Regions from separate parts of the Homo sapiens genome. Here region 2 is linked to region 1. The links are chromatin loops, found by intact Hi-C in ENCODE. Cell type or tissue: heart left ventricle. All regions are shown on one strand. Links, peaks and the distances in the headings refer to the core of each region. The heading gives the core; the rest is flanking DNA.

Evidence for each region. Peaks named below come from ENCODE experiments on the same cell type or tissue, not always from the same donor. Only the 100,000 strongest peaks of a DNase experiment are listed, where the experiment ranks them.
Region 2: it touches region 1 in a loop (10-fold over the local background); 52 of 110 quality-filtered maps call a loop at or near these places.

Annotation. Positions count from the first base shown.
Region 1 is chr3:168,841,457-168,853,181 of GRCh38, forward strand. No RefSeq gene overlaps it. Among named protein-coding and RNA genes, the nearest start is that of LINC02082, 55 kb to the right of the region's middle. In heart left ventricle, for the core only: a CTCF peak has its summit at 6,023 (motif pointing left); no DNase peak of the experiment used is centred there; H3K27me3 peaks cover 544 bases.
Region 2 is chr3:168,505,521-168,517,245 of GRCh38, forward strand. It overlaps the pseudogene EGFEM1P. Among named protein-coding and RNA genes, the nearest start is that of MIR551B, 40 kb to the right of the region's middle. RefSeq lists an enhancer at 8,678-9,194. In heart left ventricle, for the core only: a CTCF peak has its summit at 6,070 (motif pointing right); no DNase peak of the experiment used is centred there; H3K27me3 peaks cover 678 bases.

The DNA of each region.
Region 1 (11,725 bases), core at 2,943-7,942:
TTAATACATTTCTGCAACATTTGGCTTAATATAGATATATTTTACCTATGCAGTGGAGTCTTGATTTCTTAAACAGCATGTTCTCAAAGTGTTTCTTCTTGTTTTCTTTCATGTGTGTGTTTATAAATGTATGTATATGCATGTATATATGGATTTAAATGTATACACATATGTATATGTATATATATATGCACATATGTGTGTGCATGCACATTTCCTACTTCACTTCTGCCAGCATGCCAGCATCCCTGTTATTCTTTAGCACTCTGAGGTACCACCTTATGGTTGTTTACTGAAGTTGCTGATTATTCCAAAGGTCACTACCCAGAGCAGGAGATGTTACCTGCCTTACTGGAGCCAACTAGTTATACAGTGGAAGGGAAATCTAGGTGAGGATGTTAACAGGCATATGTATGCATCTTTTTATGTGGTGGTTCTGATAAAAATTCCATAGGCTCAGCAATAGAGGGCTCAAAATCTGGCTGATAATTTTACATCTGGGGTAGCTGCATTTATAATCCTCCATCAGTTGTGGTGTTGTCATCTTCATTAAGAATTTAATGAGCACCAACAGGCCTAGCTAATGTGTGGAAAACAGAGGTGTAGCCACATCCTCTGCCTAGCAAGCTGTTGCATGATTACAGAGCTTCTGGTGTGCATGAAGAGCTGGGCCCTCCCTATTTTTACTTACTTCATAAATCTAGACACAGACTTCACTTTGGGGCTCATATTATTAAGAGGATACTGCAGAGGAAAAATAAACCCCGTTTGGTAAAGTAAATGGTATGCCTGCCTCTGTAGCTACCCATGGTTTATTACTGCTGTATGTTATTTCCAGCAGTGCTTATAACAGTGATCATAAGGGACCTTTAAAGACTTACTGATGCCTCTTGGGCAGTTTCAGAATAATACCGTTTATAAATTATTCTGCCTACATATCTTATGTCTTCAGGATTCCTTTTGCCTTGCTTTGTCTGTTGTGAGTATATTTGCATGAAAACAGGTGTGTGACAAAATTCAACATTCATTACAATGAAACACACCCACACTTATACACACTTTATTTTGCAAATGAAGAAATAAAGAGAACTTCTTAAATCTGATTTTTAAAGACAATCTATAAACATACATATAGCAAAGATTATACTTGGTGGCAAAATGCTGAAAGCATCCTCTGAGGTCAGGAAAACAAGACAAGGATGCTGCTTTCACCAACTTTCAATATTTCACTGGAGGTCCAGTCTAGCCTAATAAGTTAAGAAAAAGACTTACTGGAAATAAACATATTAAACTGCTATTATTCCTAGATGACATGATTATTTGTCTAGGAAATCTAAAAGAAGGTATATACTATTAGAACTAATAAGTAACTTTAGCAAGGTCACTAGGTACTATGTCAATAAATAGACTAATTGTATTTCTGTACATCAGAAACAAAAATGAATTTTTAAAAGACATTTATAATCATATTAGAGACCTATAAAATATCAAAAACCAAATTAGATGCAAGATGTATAATGCCTCTAATTAAAACCTCAAAATATTATTGAGAGAAATTACAGAAGACCTAAAAAAATAGAGGCATATACCATGGCCATGGATTGGGAATGATGTATAGTTCTAACTCAATCATAATTAAGATTTCTACAGCATTTTGAATCAATAAACTTATGCTAAAAAGTATGAAAAAGAAAAGATCCAAGAAGAGCCAAGAAATCTTGAAGAGTAAGAACAGAGCTGACAACTTTCAATGCTAGATAACGCTATAGTAATTAACATAATATATTATTGGTTCAAATGTGAATAAAGAGAACACTGAAACGTAATAAAAAGTCCAGAAAATGACCTACTTATATAGATCAATTGGTTTACGACAGGGAAAACCCTACAGTACAGTGAGTACATTAAGTGGATATATTCTATAAATGGTGCTGGGTTCATTGAATATTCATAAAGAAAAAATATTAATCTTGACTTCTACCTCTTACCACATACAAGTCAAAACATTTTACATTTAACTGTACAAAGATATGTGTCTTTTCTAAAAAAAATAGTATTTTTATTTTAAGGAACTATATTTTAATTTGTTCATTTGTTTTTGTTTTGATATCTAGGAACTCACAGCTAAAGCATGCCTGATCACAGTAATTTTCTTTAACCTAAGGTTTCTGGCATAACTCTCTTGTCCCTTTTATTGCATGACAATTGTTCTTTCATCCTTGCTTTAACGATTCTATTTTATGGGTCTCTTTTGTGTGTGTGAGAGTTATTTTAAATCTTTTTTTGAAGTAGACAAGGTATAAATAATGAATAAATCAATCAATGAGGCAAGTTAAACTTCTTTTGAAATTTTGAAGCCTGATTGAATTGTCAAAAAGAATTATAGCTCGTATAGTAATCCCAGTAATTACACTTTGATAAAGTTGTAACTGTCTAACATCATATTGCTAATATATTAAGCAAATAAATATTACATGGAATGTTCTTTAAATGTTAACATACGTGTCAGTATTAAAAATAAGTAGCATTTACATGGAGAAAGAACCTACTTTTTGTAGACTGTGTGTTATATATACTGGGACAAAAAATATAGATTATTTGTTTCTCTTTAGGAAAAGTTGCTTGAATATTGAAATAACTTTTTCATATGGATACAGTATGTAGAAGAAAAAGAATAACTGTTTGGAAGGTGGGAAGTGTAGCAACTGAGAAGTGCTTCAAACCCTGTTAGTGATTAAGAATGTGAGATTTAAAGTTATTAGACCTATCTACATAGGAATCCCAGCCCTGCCACTTAGTGACTGTGTCATCTTGGAAAAGTTACTTGACCTTTCTTAAGACTCAATTTCTTTATATCCAAAATGAGAATAATAATATCTATCTCATATAGGCTTGAATCTGTATATGGCTGAATGTAGGCATGACATTAATTTTTTGCAGAGTGTAATATTTCCGTATTTTAATATCCATCCTTTAAAATATTTAATTTTGAGTTTTGGAAGAGAATGAAATTTGAGCACCTATATGCAACAAGCAGACTGAGTACGGAATAACTAGGAGAGCAGGTGAAAAACGTGAATGATGTGGGACAAATAAGAAATTCTGAACACTGTGTGCAGCCCATCAATTGCAATGAGGACCTGGGGAGTTGTAACCTATGAAACTGTAGATGCTGTTGCTGTACTGTGAAGCACTACTGCTCTGACAGGCTCTCTGAGCTCCCATTCCACCTAGCACACGTGGCAATAAAGTGCAGCACATGGAATCCATATTAGAGCAATAGCTGCATCTTCAAAAAAACGTTTTAATGACTTTTCTAGTCTGCATTTAGAAGGATGATTTTAGATCTTACATCTTATCTTTTTCTAGGTTAATGTGCCTTCCCCCTCAGATCCCTGCATTTGGGGAAATTTCTGTGATGGTATACTCCCAGAGAGTATTGTGTCTCATTCAAAATACCCTTAGGAAACCTTTGATCTAGAATGTAAGTTCAGCAGCCAGAATCAGAATTGAATGCTTGTGGTGGTGTGAGAAGTCTGCATATATTCGGAAAGTTGTATAGGGACATTTTGTGTCGCTCCTTCTTCCACTTCTTCCTCTTCCTCCTCTTCTCCTCCTTCTCTTCCTCTTCCTAGTCTCCTTCTTCTCCTCCTCCTTCTCCATTTCCATCTCCTTCTCCTCCTCCTTCTCCTCTTCCTCCTCCTCCTTCTCTTCCTCTTCCTACTCTCCTTCTCCTCCTCCTCCTTCTCTTCATCTTCCTACTCTCCTTCTCCTCCTCCTTCTTCTCCTCCTTCTCTTCCTCTTCCTACTCTCCTCCTCCTTCTCCTCCTACTCCTCCTCCTTCTCGTCCTCTTCCTACTCTCCTCCTCCTTCTCGTCATCCTTTTCCTCCTCCTCCTCATTCTCCTCTTCCTTCTCCTCCTCCTTCCCATCCTCCTCCTACTCCTCCTCCTTCTCGTCCTCTTCCTATTCTCCTCCTCCATCTCCTCGTCCTTTTCCTCCTCCTCCTCATTCTCCTATTCCCTCTTCTTCTCCTTCTCATCCTTTTCCTACTCTCCTCCTCCTCCTTCTCCTCGTCCTTTTCCTCCTCCTCCTCATTCTCCTCTTCCTTCTCCTCCTCCTTCTTCTCCTCTTCCTCCACCACCTACTTCTATTCTTCTTCCTACTCTCCTTCTCCTTCTGCTCCTTCTCCTCCTCCTCCTCATCTTCCTTCTCTTCCTCTTGCTACACTCCTCCTCCTCATCTTCCTTCTCTTCCTCTTGCTACACTCCTCCTCCTTCTCTTCCTCTTCCTACTTTCCTTCTCCTTCTCTTCCTCTTCCTACTTTCCTTCTCCTTCTTCTCTTCCTCTTCCTACTCTCTTCCTTCTCCTCCTCCTTCTCTTCCTCTTCCTACTCTCCTTCTCCTCCTCCTTCTCCTCTTTCTCCTCCTCCTTCTTCTCCTCCTCCTCTTCTTCCTACTCTCCTCTTTCTCCTTCTCCTCCTCCTTCTCTTTCTCTTCCTCTTCCTACTCTCCTTCTCCTCCTCTTCCTTCTCCTCCTCCTCCTTCTTCTCTCCCTCTTCCTACTCTCCTTCTCCTCCTCCTTATCCTCTTCCTCCTCCTCTTTCCTTGTCTCTATATACTCTTCTCCTTCTCTTCCTTCTCCTCTTTCTTCTCTTCCTCCTCCTCCTCTTCTTTCTCTTCCTTTTCCTACTGTCCTTCTTCTCCTCCTCCTCTTTCTCCTCCACCTTCTCCTCTTCCTTTTTCTCTTCCTCCTCCTCCTCTTTCCCTTCCTACTCTTCTTCTCATTCTCCTCCTCCTCCTATTCCTCCTTCTCCTCCTCCTCCTCTTCCTCCTTCTCCTCCTCCTTCTCCTCTTCCTCCTCCTCCTCTTCCTCCTCCTTCTCCTCCTTCTGTTCTTCTTTCTACTCTCCTTCTCCTCCTTCTCCTCCTCCTGCTCTTCCTCCTCCTTCTCCTCCTTCTGTTCTTCTTTCTACTCTCCTTCTCCTCCTTCTCCTCTTCCTCCTCCTCCTCCTTCTCCTTCTTCTTCTTCTTTCTTCCTCTTCTTCTTCTTTTGAAGTCTGTGTACTGGTGTCTTGAAGAACCATCACCTTTGGAAAAGGTAGATTTTGTCAGCAAACTGGACCTGAGAAATCTTTTATTGCAAGGGAGGCTTCTGGATTAATTGTTCTCTTCTGTTGACATCCATAGCTATTGGCACTTGCAAAGATCTTATTTGATGGTTTCTATTCCTTGGGTGACCAAAAGCACTATATCAAAATGCAAATAAGGGAGAATTTTCAATGTTTAATATTAAACCAGCCCTCCTACCTACAGGAAACTGCCATTTCTGCAAATGGTGTGGAATGTTTTGTTATATGACAAGGAGTGGAAGAGCTAAATATGCCCTGCACTTGAACCGCACTCTGTTCATCTAAGAATTCTGTGTATGTTGTATTACATTGGAACTATCTGGATTACAGCACAGACTAATAGTCAACCAGCCAAAATAAAATCAGCCAAAGATTCATTGCTGTCGTTAAAAACCTCACTTTAGAAAGGAAGGACCTAAGTAGATACTTTAGTAATCAAATCTGAGGAAGTTCAATTTTACTTGGTTGTGAGAAACATGGAGCATGCAAATACCTAAAATTAAGCAATACTAAAGAAAAAAATAAATTTACTTATCAAAAATGATTAAAGTGTAGAAGTGAATCTGCTATCACAGTAATTTAATAAACTGAAGCATGAGTTATTTTGGATTGAATTTGTTACATAGCTCATGCATGAAATGATCTGTTGCTTGTTCTTGTGACTATGAAACAGCAAAGGGAAAAAATGTATTCTGTCCGAGGCATTGTAAAAATATTGAAAGCTTTGAGCCTTTTGTAGAGGCATATGACTACAACTTGTCATTTATACTTTACAGGCCAATAATTTTTACGCCGAAATCGCAGATGCTTAGCTTTCAGAATTATCTCTTAATATATAGTGGGTTCAGAAACTCAACTCTGGCGCCATGAGACTGTCACTCATGTGATTACACTGCCACCATGTGGTTTCAAAGATCCTTTCCAATTAAAAAAATCAAAGATATGGCCTCTTACGAAAAAGAAAATGATGATTCAAGTATTTTCTCTATTTTTCTTGGTCGTTTGTTCTGTTACAATATTATACATAGTGTATGGATTCTCATGGGAGGTATGACTGGGGCAGAAATGTAAGAGGTGGTAGTATAGGCTAATAATTATTTGTAGTTCTTCATGAATTCAGCTTCTGCCAAGTGAATACCATCAAGAGCTTTGCTAGCAGGTGCTACCTTCATTGACCTTTTCTGAATAAATATAGCATTTACAGTGTCCAGAAGAATCTAAAAAATTCCTTACAGATGTCAATAGGCAAGTGTTTCTCAAACTCGGTTCCTAGACTGGCAGCATGAACATTCTTGAGAAACGTATTAGAAATGCCAGTTATTCAGCTCCACCCCATGCACTGAATAAGAAATTCTGGAAATGGGGCCCAGTAATCTGTTTTAAAAAGCCCTCCCAGGTGATTCTGATGCTTGTTAAAATTTGAGAACGATTGTTAAAGACAATCACATCTCTCTTAGGATAGATTAACACACATTTCCCTAGATAGTGTTAAATTTAGCCACCTGCTTCGGGCCCCTAAAAAAAAAAAATCCACAGAGAAGTGAAAGACAAAGGTCCCAGGGCTTCCTATCAGTTTCGTTGACCAGCACCCTGAAGCCCTCCCTGGGAAGGAAGAAGCAGGTCATCTGGGGGGGTTCCTGTTCCCATCAACTGCCCTATCAGCATTCTTTCTTCCCTATTTAACTGCACCTGAAAGAGTTGCTACAGCCAATTCGGAATAAATCTTTCAACCTTTTGGGATTATTGGAACACAGTCAATTATGAATGGATGTTATATATAAGACTACTTTTCGGACATTAAAAATATAGTTTTTATATATAAGCTAAATATAAGCTAAAAATATAGTTTTTATATATACGCTAAATATAAGCTACAAATTGGAAAGCCTCCCAGGCTTTAAGAATGTTAAAGAATGGTGGGATGGTATGAATTGGAGACTCCATGCCCTGTCATTACAGCCAGACACTAAACTGCTTCCCAACTCAGTTTTCTGTAGTCATGCACAAAGGTTGGCCTCATGCTACTAGGACTTCTGATATTTATAATATGAAAAGTCAGAAAGAATAAATTTTATGTAAAATGTCAAAATTTTAAAGTATGAATTCAAGTTTACGTGCATGTATAAATAAATAAATGAAAACATATCTGCCAGTTTGATTCCATCTACTGACCTCCAGAATCTTGTTTCTGGGGTAAACAGTTAAGGAAAATTGTGGTTATCAACCTCAGCATACATTTATGAACATATGTATGTCTGATATTGAAGTGATTTGTGTCCATGCTTTTTCATCTTTGTATGTGTAAATACATATCCTTTCTCTTCCTCTTCCTCCTCCTACTCTCCTCCTTCTTGTTTGTGCTTCCATAGAAATTTTAGGATTGTTTTCCTGTTTCTTTGAAGAATGTCATTGGTATTTTGGTAGTGATTGCACTGACTATATACACAGCATGGAAACCTAGCATCTCAAAACATGGGGGAAATATTTTATTTGGTAACGAAGTAGCTTCAAACTGAGTAAAAGCAAAAAATCTGAAAGGTGCCTGAATTCAAAAAGCACATCTCTAAAGTGCCATGCTTTATAGAAGAGAATGTATGATATTTTTACTAATATGAAACATGTTTTCAAAGCATTTAAAAATCTTTCAAGATCTTACAAATTTCACAGCACATACAGAATAAAAATATTGAGAATATACGACTTACTTGTAGTGTAGGTTATTCTTAGGGACATATAAAATACTTAAAAATATCAAGATTAGGAACAAAATTAGGCACTCAATTGGAACAAAAATCAGATTTTAATTGTTTTTATCCCTGGCTATGGAAAGAGTGCTTAATAAATAGCAGCTGAACTAATAGAAGAATAAGTATTGATCAGGTGTTACTGAGAGAATTTTCTACATAAGGCATGGTCTCTGCAGCTTAACCCTCACTGTCCTCACTGTGTCCAAGATTCAGAAAGTGCGTCTTATATCATTGCAAGTTGGAGGTTTTCTGAAAGACTTCAAGAACAACTTTAGATAGAACCTTGGTTTTTCTCTGTGGTTTCTTTCCAAATCTAGTAAAATTTCAGTGGCTGTGCTGCTGATCATATATTTAAGATTGATAGAACTAATTCTGGGTTAAATTACAATGTACACACCAAGCTGAAGATCATTCTGGTCACTCGGGGCCAATGTCTGGATACATCCCCATCCCTTGGCACAACAGAAGCTAGTTTTTCAGACTGTTTCCAGATTTAATGAAGACCTCCTGCCCCAACTATCTTGACCTATAGAATATCATTGTGGTTAGGATTCTGAACATGGGGATCCTTTACTTTCCTTCCTCATGGATTTTAGAGTTTCAAGAGTATCCCATAAAAAAATGCATATTCAGTAGTCCCCACTTACCCTTAATGTATATGTTTCAATATACCCAGTGGATGCCTGAAACCACAGATAGTACCAAACCCTATATATATTATGTTTGTTCTATCCATACATACATATGATAAAGTTTAATTTATAAACAGGCATGGTAAGATATTAACAACAACAAAAATAAAATAGAACAATTATAATAATATGCCAGCATAACTACTCTTGTGCATTGGGGTCATTATGAATTAAAACAAGGGTTACTTGAACACAAGCATTGTGATACTGCCACAGTCAGTCTGAAAACTGAGGAGGCTACTAAGTGACTAGCAAGCAGGTAGAGTCTATGGGGTGAGTACTCTGAACAAAGGGATGATTCAAGTTCCAGGTGGGAGAGAGCAGAAAGATAAGGGAGGGTGTCAGATTTCATCACACTAAGAATGGCATGCAATTAAAAACTTATGAATTGTTTACTTCTAGAATTTTTTATTTAACTTTTTTCAATTTAGAATTTTCAAATTTTCTTAAATATTTGATACATAAGAAGTACATATTTTGAGGTTATATGTAATATCTTGATACAGTCATATATATTGATCAGATCAGGGTAAGTGGGATATCTGTCTCCTTAAACATTTGTCTTTCCTTTATACTGGAAATAATTATTATCCTCTAGCTATTTTGAAATATGCAGCAGATCATTGTTTAGTCACCTTACTGATTTATCAAACACCAGGTCTTGTTTCCATAATCTAACCATATTTTTGTTCATATAAATCAACCTCACTTTATTTCCTCTCCTCCAACCCTGGCCCTTCATGGCCTCTGGTAACCACCAATCTACTCTTTATCTTCATAAGATCACCTTTATTACCTCCAACATATGAGAGAGAACATGTGATACTTGTCTTTCTGTGCCTGGCTTATTTCACTTAACATTATGACTTCCAGTTCCATCCACTTATATTGCTGCAAATGACAGGATTTCATTCTGTTTTATGGCTGAATAATATTCCATTGTGTAAATACACCACATGTTCTGTATCCATCGATGGCCTCATAGGTTGATTCCATATTTTGGCTATTGTGAATAGCGCTGCAATAAACATGGAACTGTAGCTATCTCTCTAATATATTGATCTCCTTTCTTTTGGATATATACCCAGTATTGGGATTGCTGGATCCTATGGTAGTTCTATATTTTGTATTTTTAAGAACTCCCATGTCATTTTCCAGGATAGCTATATTAACCTACCTTCCTAGCAACAGTGTACAAGGGTTCTCCTTTCTCCACAATCTTGCCAACATCTGCTATTCCTTGTCTTTCAGATAAAACCAATTTAACTGAGGTGAGATGATACCTCATTGTGGTTTCCCTTTGCATTTCCCTGATTATTAATGTTGTGTAATTTTTATATACCGATGGGCCATTTTTATGTCTTCTTTTGAGAAATTACTATTCAGATCTTTTGTCCATTTTTAATTGGATTATTTATTTCCTGGGGGGGGGGGGTTGTTTGCTTTTTTGAGATTCATATATATTCTGGTTGTTTATCCCTTGTCAAAAGGATAGTTCACAAACATTTTCTCCCATGCTGTGCATTGTCTCTTCCATTTGTTGGTTGATTCCTTTGCTATACAGAAGCTTTTTGCTTGATACAATCTCCTTTGTCTATTTTTGCTTTTGTTGTCTACACTGTGGAGGTCCTGCCCCCAAAAACCTTGCTTAGCCCAATGTCCTGTAGCTCCTCTTCAGTGTTTTCTTGTAATAGTTTCATAGTGTCATGTCTTATTACATTTAAGTCCTTTAATCCACTTTAAGTCGATTTTTGTATATTGTGAAAGATAGAGGTATAGTTCCATTCTTCTGCACATGATTATCTAGTTTTCCTACCACTATCCATTGAAGAGCCTGTCTTTTCCTCAAAGTGTTTTCTTTGTGTGTTTGGCAAAAATGAGTTGACTGTAAATGCATGGATTTATATCTGGAGTTTCTATTCTGTTCCATTGGTCTATATGTCTCTTTTTATGCCACTACCATGCTATTTTGATTACTATATCTTTGTAGTATATTTTGAAGTCACGTAGTGTGATGCCTCCTCCTTTGTTCCTTTTGCTCAGGATTGCTGTAGCAATTCGAGGTATTTTGTGCATCCATAGAAATTTTAGGATTGTTTTCCTATTTCTTTGAGAATGTCATTGATATTTTGGTAGGAATTACATAGAATCTATAGATTGCTTTGGATAGTATTGACATTTAAACAACATTAAATTTTTCGATCTATGAGCACAGAATGTCTTTCCATTTGTTGTGTCCTCTTCAGTTGTTTTTCATCAATGTTTTATTGTTTTCCTTGGAGAGATCTTTTACTTCTTTCTTTCTTTCTTTCTTTTTTTTTGAGACAGAGTTCTTGCTCTGTCGCCCAGGCTGGAGTGCAGTGGCACAATCTCAGCTCACTGCAAGCTCCGCCTCCCGGGTTCATGCCATTCTCCTGCCTCAGCCTCCTGAGTAGCTGGGGTTACAGGCGCCCACCCCTATGACCGGCTAATTTTTTGAATTTTTAGTAGAGGCAGGGTTTCACCGTGTTAGCCAGAATGGTCTCGATCTCCTGACCTTGTGATCTGCCCACCTTTTTTGAGACGGAGTCTCGCTCTGTTGCCCAGGCTGGAGTGCTGTGGCACCATCTCGGCTCACTGCAAGCTCCACCTCCCGGGTTCAGGCCATTCTCCTGCCTCAGCCTCCTGAGTAGCTGAGACTACAGGCACACGTCACCACACCCGGCTAATTTTTTGTATTTTTAGTAGAGACAGGGTTTCACCATGTTAGCCAGGATGGTCTCGATCTCCTGACCTTGTGATCCGCCTGCCTCTGCCTCCCAAAGTGCTGGGATTACAGGCATGAGCCACCACGCCCGGCTCATCTTTTACTTCTTTAGTTAAATTTATTTCTATGTATTTTATAATTTTTATAGTCATTGTACATTTCTTAATTTCTTTTTCATATTGTCCACTGATGTTGTATATAATACTAATGATTTTTGTGTACTGTTTTTGTATCCTGCAAATTTACTGAATTTATTTATCAGTTCTAAGAGTTTTTTGGTGGAGTCTTTAGGTTTTTCTAAATATGAAATCACATTGTCTGCAAACCAGGATAATCTGATTTCTTCCTTTCCAATCTGAATGCCTTTTATTTTTTTCTCTTGACTGATTACTCTGGCTAGAATTTCCAGTA
Region 2 (11,725 bases), core at 3,721-8,720, 340 kb before region 1:
GAGCACATGTAGTTGAAAAACTAACACCCATAGACTTGCTTGACGCAGGGTTGCCATGAATCTTCAATCTTCAATTTGTAAAAAATACAGTATCTGTGAAGCACAATAAAGCAAAATGCAATAAAGCAAGGTATGACTGTATATCCGGTGGTTCCAGTATTTGTTGAAATAAACTATGTTTTTCTACTGCATTCATGGCTTTTCTCCCTGAATCTGCCAAATAGAATTTCCTCAAGTATGGCTCTTTATGATTTACAGCATTAATGTGGATGAACAATTTGTTTTTTATTTTCATGGTTACATATTTCTTTTAAAAAATATCTTTCACATTTTATGCCTGGTTTCCTATTTATGATAAAAACAATTATGCAAGTAAAACTAATGTTGTTTTAAAGAAAAAATATTAGGAAAACCATAATATAGGAGGTACTTAGACTGGCAAATATAATGACAGTGAGGTAGGGATAAGAAAACTGTGGAAAATGCTGTTTGGTAGGTTGCAATCAACTAATCTTTAGATTAGATATTAGGAGTTAATACATTTTCTTCCATCCTCCCTCCCTCCCTCCCTTTCTTTATTCCTTCTTTCTTTCCTTCCTTCTTTCCTTCTTTTTTCCCTAAGGCACTAAGAAACCTAGAATATTAATATATAGGAACAGCTTTTGAGTTAGTAAATCTTTTTAATGATTTAAATTATCTATTAACTCTCTTTTAATTAATAAAAGCTACCAGTTTGTGAGTGTTTAAATGCCAAACAATTATCTAGGCACTTCCTCAAAAATTTCTGCATTTAATTCATACTCAATTAACTTTCCTGAAGTCCCACGGCCAGAGAAAAGTACAACCGATTGTGAACCCAGATTGATTTCACCTCTCAGCCAACACAATCTCCTTCATACCAGGCTACCTTTTACCTCTTCATCCACATGAATTAAAGCTTGAATGTAGAGGAATAGCTCTACTAATCATAGCTCAGGCCATGTGAGTGCTAGAGGTCTGGGATGAAAATAGCTGGTGGGGTTCTCAGTCCCTTCTCAACACTGTTGAGAAAGCTTTTTGACCTGCAGTTTCCCTTCCTCCTTAACCATTTTCTCCCCTCACTTTTTTCTTCTGTTTTCTCTTCTGGAAGATAATTATGAATGAACATTTTATTGTTTTGTGAATATTTGTAGTTACTTATCATTTACCAAGATCCATATTTGAAATAGAGCTATAGCAAATAAAGATTACATATTCATTGTTTTATTAGTGATTATAAAAAATACATACCCTCAGGTTCTGACATTTCACCATAGTTTCATAAAATCGTACATCTTTCTTGCTTTCTCTCTCCTTTCCTCTCCTTCCCTCCCTCTCCCTCCCTCCCTCCCTCCCTTATTCCTTCTTTTCTTCTTTTCCCCCTAAGATACTAAGAAACCTAGAATATTAATCTATAGGAAGGAACAGCTTCTAAGTTAGTTCTCATTTTCCTAAGAGGTAATGAGATGAACATTGGCTTTTGAGTTTAAATCCTGAAACATTCCCACTAATTATTAAATTTTTCTGAGCATTTTTTTCATATAATATAAGGTATAGAGTTTGCTAAACAGTGTTGTTTCGAAAATTAAATGGGATATATTTATAGTCCCTAGTGTTACAGGCATTATAAATGTGGCTGTACCCAACAAATGTTGCCATTATTAATTTTGCTGCATATCATATTATTTTTCATCATTGTCATTATTAAACCAAATATTTTGTTAAAAACTAGAATAATTTAGATTCCATGCATGTTGAGAAACATGGGTGGTCTGGTGATTGTTAACTGGCTCCCAGTGCAGATTGTTAAGACTTTTTGATGAATGGAAACCCTCTAACTATTGTTGAGAATGTACAAAGATGGGAAGTGTGCTTGTGGCCATGAAAACATGCTGTGTTTTCCTTTTCATATCAAATGTGATCTTAATTAAGTCTGTTGGCAACACTGATTTATATTTTAATAACCAGAGATATATTAGCTAAAATAAGAGTAAAGAGTTAAGATTCTTAACTAATCTGTTTCTTAAAGTGCCTGGCTGGGTTTTGCACATTTTCTTTGGATTCAGTAATATACACTATGCAAGATTTACAATGATATTGGTATAGAAGGATTTCCAAACACCTTGCAAATCATTATCTTCTGAGTATAGACAGAGAAGGTGTAGATATTGTTTTGTCACTATAACCTGGCTTGCTATGTACCTTTATGATGATGTAAAATATACTAGTGCAGTTTTCAAACATTTTGATCTGTTACATAGTAAATATTGCATTTTATATTGCTAGCTAGCACACACACATTCTTAGCTGGAAAAAAGCGCCAAATTTTACCTTTGCTATGTGCAATGTCCTCCTATATTTTCTGATCTGTCTTATTCTATTTCATTTTATTAACTTATGCCATTAGTTTGATTTTATAACCCAGTAATGGGTTACAACCTGAAGTTTGATAAATATTTTGTTTCAAGAAGTAACCACTTCACTTTGGCTCTCTACCAAAGTTTCAGATTAAGGAATTTTATGAAATACCTAGGAAAATCTTAAGAAGATTATGACATTCTTCCTTTCCTTTTTTTTTTTTTTTTTTTTTTGAGATGGAGTTTCACTCTTGTTGCCCAGGCTGGAGTGCAATGGCACGATCTCAGCTCACCGCAACCTCCGCCTCCCGGGTTCAAGCAATTCTCCTGCCTCAGCCTCCTGAGCAGCTGGGATTACAGGCATGCGCCATCACGCCTGGCTAATTTTGTACTTTTAGTAGAGATGGGGTTTCTCCATGTTGGTCAGGCTGGTGTCAAATTCCCAACCTCAGGTGATCCACCCGCCTCGGCCTCCCAAAGTGCTGGGATTACAGGCATGAGCATCTGCACCCGGCCTAGTATTTTCCATTTTTATGCCAGATCATTCTGTTTGGTAATATGGCTCCTCTCTCCCTTTCACATTGGTTAAAGACATTTTATTTACTTTATTTAAAATAAGAGTACAAAAGCATCCTGGAATTGTATTTATTCCCTTTAAGTACAATAAGAGATAATTCCACTGAATGTATATTACGCTCTTTCATTTTTTTCCTCCAGTTTCTACTATTTTCTACATTTCATAAGGTTTGCATTGCGTATGAACTTCTTAATGAGTGATTTGTATTGGGTGTCATGTTTTAAATGTAAAAAGAGTAAATTATCACAATGAAAACGAAGGATGTCGAATGAAAGAGCAGACGGACAGAGCTTGATTGATGTTCGGAAGTTATTTTTGCTGTGAACTCCTGTCAGCCTAGAAATCATAAAACAGAAAGAAGGCTTGGTTCAGCTCACATGCCCTTAGGGGATGTATGGAAAAGAATTTAAAATTCTGATAGAGTAACTTCAAAAATGTAACAGCTGAAATAATTTATTTCACTACAGAGCCACCAACTGAACTTTTACGTTGAAATGATTCTTTTTGAAGTTTCACATGGTAGCAGGAAGGCACAGTGGTCTCTGCACCTTGGTTGAAAATGCCCAGGCTGCTCAGTTATGCCTTCCTGCCGGAACCAAACTGTGGCCGCTGCTCTGGTTCTTCTGGCACTTTCTCACTGATCACTTCCTGAATAATGGGAGAAAACAACTGAAAGTCCATGATTTCACAAAAAGGGTGAAGGAGAAAAAAGTTGGGGATAATATGGGTGTTTTTCTTTTTTTATTTTAAAATGCTTCCAAATATTAATTTGGGGCATTGTGTGAAGGCAATGGAAAAAATATTGGGACTACTTAGTCCTTGAGTATTTTAATCCATAATGACTACTACCACATTTGACTAGCTAGATTGTGATATTTGAGCTGGCTGGATCTTAGAGTCATCTCAGAAGAAGAAATAGAAAAGAAAATGAGGCAGTGCCACTCTAGTTGGTGATACATGACATTTCTTTCTGTTCTCTTTTATTTTTATCAAGTTATACCTGGGCAGCCTGATGTGTTTGCTTTTTCTAGGTGACATTGAAATGATATCCACCAAGGAAAAAGAAAATCTGTCATCCCTGTACAGTGTTTCTCAACCTGACTCCATCTGTGATAGTTGTATGTTTAATCGTAGTTAACTAAAAATATGCAGAATAATGATGATGAGGCTAATACACCTTAAAATGAATTTCCACTGTATTAAAACAACAACATGCATTTTATAAACATTTGTATCTACCTATGTATGGTTTATGTATTAGAGTGTATAACCTACCATATATCCAACCTATCAAATACATTCACACACTGGAATTCTAGATTCCTTACAAATCATTCCACATATCTACAGTGGTCTGTAACTCACCAGTTGAAAACCAGTACTCTAAAATGTTAAAGATCACTATGCCAATCAGATGAGAAAAAGAAGCACCAGGAAATTCCTGAATAAATTGTTTAAATGGTCAAAACTATAAAATAAAAAGAGTGTGAATTTAAAAAAATGTATTATCTAATTTGTCTGTATTGGTATCTATACCTTGAGACAAAATTTAACATTTTCCTGGTATCTACAGATTTTTTTTTTTCAAAGGAGATCCTTCTATCTTGCTTTGGTGTAAAGAAACAACAGAAAATATGCTGTTGCTATAAATAATATTTATAATTTTAATAATTTCCTATGCTAATTACCTAACTGTGCTCTATTATTAAAAATTGCTAAGGTAGATGATTGCACATGTAAAAAAAGACACAATGACAACCACAAAAACAAGGCTTCACATATATTTTCAGCAAAGGTGAAAGAACTAGAATTATACATTTTCAATTTGTTACTGAAAATTAATTTTATATATATATTTTAATATATAGGTATTTCTGTTCTTATGAAAAATAGTTTCATGATCAGATACAGAATTTGAAACATGGAAAATTCTGCTTTGAGGTAGGGGTTAATATTGAATCATTTTATGGTTCATAGTTAACTACCATTTATTGAATGCTGAAAAGATATAGTTAACTGAAAAGCATTCTTTAGTTAACAAGCTTTTACAATTGAGGGTAATTTTTGTCTCCTGCCAAAGAACAACGAGATTGAATTCTATGCTAATGAAACTGTTTTTCAGTGGAGCATACAGTGATTTTCATAATCCTAGTCCTGGCTGGGATGTTGGGAAAGTGGCACATAGCCAGAATAATTAAAATGGGATTTAAGGCCATATTTTGGAAGGCTTTCATTTTTCAAAATGGTATGTTTGTGACTGAAGTTACTTCTGAAGTCTCAAAAATTTCAGACCTGAAAGTAAACTTGGTGTCAAGGAAAGTCTTGACCTTTAATTTAAATTGCAACCAACTTTGCTCCTTCTAGCTTTCTGATCTTGAGCAATTTGCCTAACTTCTCTGAGATTCAACTTCCTTAATTGTAAAATAATGTAATATTTATCTTGCAAGGTTGTTAAGAAGGTCCTTATAATCTCTCAATCACCTGTCACGATGTACTCAATAAACCATAGTTGCTATTATTATCATTAGTATTATCACCAGTATAATCAAATAGTTATTATTTCTATGTGATTTAGCAGATGATCTTTTATACTCAAAGTAAACTCCTTTCTAATGGAGCCGTCAGGTTAAATATGGCCAATACAAGCTAAATGAATGGGGCTTTGAATACATCTATTTGATGAACCCATGATTATGAAATGGAAATGCTAAATCTGCCTCAATTTCTCTGGTGATAGGACAGATGAGATTCTTGAGGGACCCAGATTGTCACGTGTATAAGTTATTTGCTCACCTTTATGAACAGTCCTTTTTCAAATGAATATTGCTCCTTTGGTAATTGTATACTAGATTGTAAAATGTCTTTACATCCCTCTGAATAATTCTTCCTTAAAATGGTCAGACACAGTATTGATTTTTCCTGGGGTATTCCTTTGCCTTGACCCAGCTCACAATGCACTATCCATTGGACAAAATAAAGCATTTCCTTTATATGAAGAAAAGAGAAGGGTAGGTAGAGACAAAGGAAAGTCTGTCTGGAAAAATCTTTGTACTTTGATGGGCTTTGTATGGAAAAAAAGAAATCAAAGCTTAGGGCAGAGAACTTGGACGTGGTAGGTGTAGGTCTCTCCACAAGATGGCACTCATTCTCCCTCTTCTTTTTTCAATTGCCAAAAATAAATTTTGTCACTTTTTATTTTTTACTCAGTCACAGAACAAATATGTTGTTAGTTTGTGTATCAAATATACCTGGTTTCACATATTTTTTAAGTGTTCGATCATGTTTCTGACTCTTAGTAGTAATGAGTGTATTTTACCTCCTGTAAGTCTCTGTCGGTGAGTACACTGTTTTGGGAGGAAACACTCACCCCTACTCCCAGTCACAAATCTAACAAAACTTAAATTAATCTTCTAAAAATTTTCTGTTAAAATCTCCAAACAAAACTGAAGATTAACTGAAAAGAACCAGAATGTCTCCATTGTTGTTTTTATCATTATTTTAAAATTTAAGTGGACATGCCTTTCAATTTTAGGGAAAATCTCTATGATACTTCCAATACTTCCATTTTGATGTAAGAAGCAAGTTTACCTCCAAAGGGCCTTGGGTCTTCTTACCCTTGTTAGTGATACGAGATGTCACAACTCTCTTCTAGTCACTGGAAGTTAATGTCAATTGGAGTCTTTATAATCATTTAATTTTTCTTAATACAGAAAAAATTGATCTATCAAATGATTTTTAAGTTCATATGCAAAAGTAATGTATGTTACTTATTAAAACATTAAAGAAAAAATGTTAGGCTACTGTGAGTTCACTAAAAACAGGAATTTGATAAATGGTAAGTAAATACATAAATTTAATTGATAATTTTGCACTTATATTTTTATATCACATTATATTTTCTAGTTACTTTTCTTTCCAAATACTTAGAAGGTAAAGAATGTATGTGGACAAAATTATAGCCTACTTGATTTGTTAATGTGATGATAAAGATCTATTTAAAAATTCTGGTTATACCATGGTTTCCAGGGTCTAGATTTTCTTTTAGCCCACTTCAGAGTCAGACTTTAGAATATTTATCATTTCTGTAAAACAGATTCCTGAAAGTTAAGGTCTTTCATACCTTCATCATAACAGTTATTATTATGGAATCTTTGCCTCACTTTTCAGAATGCTAACAGTGTTGGACGCTAATATTACAGAATGCTTGCCACCCTATCGTGAAAGTCACCCTTTGAAAGCAGGAGGAAAAAAGAAAAATCTAGAGAAGGCCCTAAGAAGACAAAAGAATTATTGTAGTAAGAAAACTAAGACTTATCAGAATATTCATAGGAAAGCAAGGCTACGGCTTGAATGATTTGATAAAAATAACCACTACTGCCATAATAACTTGTTATGGGTTACATGCTACACCAAGCAATTCAGAATTATTAGATCCTTTACATTCCTAACATTCCTAATGAAACAAAAAACATTATCCCCTTTGTTAACACACAGGATAGCTGAGAATCAGAAAGGCTAAGTGGCTTGGATTTGGAGGCAGGATTTAAACCCAGGTGTGTCTTGTTCCAAAGCCTGTGCCTTGAACCATTATATACCCCTGCTTCCCTGACTTGTAAAGACATTGAATATTGGAATTTGGTTACTGGCTTCTAAGATAAGCAATATCTTTACATGAATGTAGATTGGTTATTGCATCTTTTCCAATTTTAAAGGAATTGAGAAGACACATTTTCAACAAACTCAAGAGATTTTGATTTGATGAAGGGAAGAAGTTTTTGATTCTCAGGCTGTGGAAATAGTGAAAAGAAACAAACAAAAAGGATTATGTGGACTCTAAAAGGGGTGTCTTCAAGAAACAAGTAGTCAAAACTACCTTTTTAAATTATGTGGGTCAATCCCCCAAACGAACATAAGGAGCTGCACACAGGTATAGCCTCCTTTTAGACATTTTTATTATGATTTAAACACCTTTATGTGAAACATATTTCATACATATTGAACTCAGTCAACATCACTTCACATTCACTTCGTATCTCTGTCTGTATATCCCTAGACCTTTAAGGAGTTTTTCTTACTTGTTGTAACTTTTCTCATTAACTGTTTTTGTGCATTCTCATCAAACTAGGCACCTAACCTACTTTCATTTGTTATAGCTACGTAGAAGTTTCTTCTGTTGTTGTGTCTTAGTTTACCTGGATATTTCTGTGCTGTTGGGTATTTACATTTTTCCTGCTTTTTTCTCTATTATGAGTAAATTTTTTTAAGGGGGGAGTGGGTACATGTTGGTTCTCTTTGAAATAAAATCCCTAAAGTGAAATTATTATATAAAATAATACTAATAGCTTTTCAACTCTTGTTAAATATTTCCAGATTGCCTTTTAGAAAGAACAAACAACTTTTTAATGACTTCAGTAATAGAGAAATCATAGATCCCAAACTCAAATTCCGAATAAATGGGCTTTTCCTAGTTTTCCAAACTGGCAAAATAAGTGAGTGTAACTGACTAGGTGTTTGACAACAGATGGTAGTGGGAGCAACAACAACCTGGAGGGCCAGGCACCAGAGAAAGGGGGCAGCAGCCTCTGCAAAGTGAAGGGGGCAGCAGCCTCTGCAAAGTGCTGCCTGACTGTTGCTTTGGTTATGTCAGTGTGTGTATTGGTCAGGATTCTCCAGAGAAACAGAATCAGTAAGTTATTACAAAAGGAGATTTATTATGAGGCATTGGCTTATGTGATTATGGAGGCTGAGAAGTTCCATAATGTAATCACTGGAACCTGGACACCCAGGAATGCCAGTGGTACAATTTAGTCCCATCCCAAAGGCCTGAGAACCAGGGGAGGTGATAGTGTAATTCCCAGTCCCAGGGTTGATGATGAGATGTTACATTTCAACCAGGCAGGAAGCAAAAAGGGGTGACTTCCTCCTTCCTCTACCTTCTGTGCTGTTGAGGCTCTCAGTGGATTGGATGATGCCACCTGCTTTAGGAAGGGCAATCCACTTTACTGAGTCCACCAATTCAAATGCTAATCTCATCCTGAAGCACCCTCACAGACACACCCAGAAATTGTTTAAGCTGAGAGATTTGTCAAATTCACACATAAAATTAGTTATCACAAGTCCACCTTTCATCAACTAGGCACCCATACAGATCTTCTTAAACCATACCTAATCTTTGAAATATGACAACAAGGCTATATTCTGTCTAACATGACACAACTATCCTGAATACAACTGAAAATTCGATTCCTAGATGAGAAAGTAAAGTACTTGAATGGTGTTTACTCTTTGTTTGATATCCTATGACTTAAAGACTATTATAGAAAATTAAGAGTACTAAAATACTATAATATAAATTCAATAAATCATATTTTAGTTGATGGGGGAACAAGAGAGGAAAGAAAACATTTTTACTTCCTTTCCTCTCGTATATCTCTTATATATCTGGCATACAAATGCATTCATGGCAAAATAAGGAGGAAATACTCATGACAATTACATTCCTGGCTTCTGTTACTGGTCACTGGTATTTATAACGACCGTTTTCCAAACTATTCTGTATTCCCTTTGCCTTCAGAAAGTACCCTCGTGCGGTAAACCCAAATCTTCATTCCTAGAGGGTCTGAGCCATTACTAGTCCTGCTTGAATGAGATTGCTGTGTTTTTCCATTGGCTTTAATTATAAGGCATAGTAATACTAAGAAAGGCCCTAGAGGATCTCCTGTATTCCAGACATACTCTTCCTTATCTCCATTGTGGATTAATAGTCCAATTTCCTTTTTATAGTCAGGATCAATCCCCCTTGTCAACTCTCTTCTTTGTCTGTTAATTCAAAGGCAGGAAGAGTACAGAGTGGCCAGGCAGCAGTCTTAACTTCCAGTTCAGTGGAATCATTGCTGGGTCTCCTCATGGAAGCATTCTTCCCTTGGGAACTAAGACCTCTAGGCCTAACAGAGAATAGTCACAAAAACAGGAAGCAAAAATAGATGTGTGTGTATATACATCCATATGTATATATGTACTATATATATGTATGTATATAACAGTATATTTTAATGATGTATTTATTGCATGGTCTCATGTTGCTTTTTTTTTTTTTTTACATGTTACAGTTTGGATGCTTTAGTTTTCCATATCTGTACTTATCCATCTTGTCTCTGTTCAGATCCTAATCACTCCATTTCTTTAGTATCAGGAATTTATCTCCTCTCCACCGCTGGAGAAGACCTGTTCTTTATTCTCTAGTTTTTAATAAAACGTTTTACTCTCACTCAGCTGGAATACAGTACAATTTGGGGTATGAGAAATGACTCTAAGGTAATTTTTTCCATACTGCTATCACATTGGCCCAACACTATTTATTAAATATAATTTATTTCTATATTGTTGGGGATTCATATAATCATTTAAATTGATTTTTACCAATCTCAGTTGTATTTCATCAGTCTGGCTTTATGGGCTATGAATTTTTCTTAATATGTAATTATTGCTTTGTGAGTTTAATCTCTGATATAATAAATCATACAGAGATATATCAAATTTCTTTATTATTTAGACAAGGTGATCTCTTCATGTCCTCTAATATTCTCTTTTGCCCCTCTCCCTAAAAAACTGTCATATTCTAAAGCCAACTAATATGGGAAGGAGAATGAAATGATATTAGTTGAGAATGAATGACAGACTACTTAGGATAACATGTATGCCAAGTGAGTTGAATCAGCTGATGTAGTAGTATGACTGACAGTTTTTGTTGAATATTTTATGAATCTATTAAATTAAGAAATGAAATGGATGGTCTCTAAATATCCTTATAATGTGGACATTCTCTGAGTTTTTATTCTAACATAACTCTAATAATTTGGACAACCTCAATATCTGACAGCATATTTCCCTTGTGATATAAAGTCAGTCTCAGACATGGTCTCCTCTAGGGAACCTTCCCTAAATGCCACTACAACTGTCCATGCCCAAATCTGAAGCTTCTCCTGGCTCCTTCTCTTTTTCTCCTTGACACTGTGCTTATATTACTACTACAAAGGCCCCAAAACACAGCAAAGAATAATTTGTTAAATGAGTTAAGTCCATTTGAGACCTGTAAAGTGACTTTCACTGTTAACAATAGTCCCCCTCTGTGGGTAGAAGCAAGAATGAGTTTCCAAACTTGGGAGGTTTGAGGTTCTGGCATCACAGGAATACTCCCAGATTGCTTTCAGGAGGCAACTTCATCCTTGCCATGGCTCAGATGTTTGATTGGAGTGAAAGTTAAAATGAGAACTGACCTACCTGATAATCATAGTGACAAAATGAACATATATGGGGTTATTTTAATTATTATTTCAGTCCAAGATGGTCAGCAGAAACTGTACATGTATGACACATTTAGAAACTTAGAATATTTTCAGTCTTTATCCAGAAAACCATAGAGGATATTCTAAAGTTTAAAGCTTAAAGCTGCTGCATCTTCACACTGCAATTTATTGTTCACTGCTGATGATAAACTGGTTATTCCTGTCACAAGAGTGTGCTAGGCTGAGACTCTGGGAATTGTATTTATCTAGACAATGATAATATAACATAGTAAGTAGAAATGAAATTTTCCCATCTAGCATGTTTTCTGATTACATCTTAAAGAAAATCATTTTGGTAAATATATCTGAAATGAAGGTGGGGATATTTTACAGCTGTAAACTATACCTACATAGCAGGGATGTAGTCCATTAATTCTCAATGCTCGAGGTGAGGCTGACAATTCATAAGTGGTAAATCCAGAGAGTTA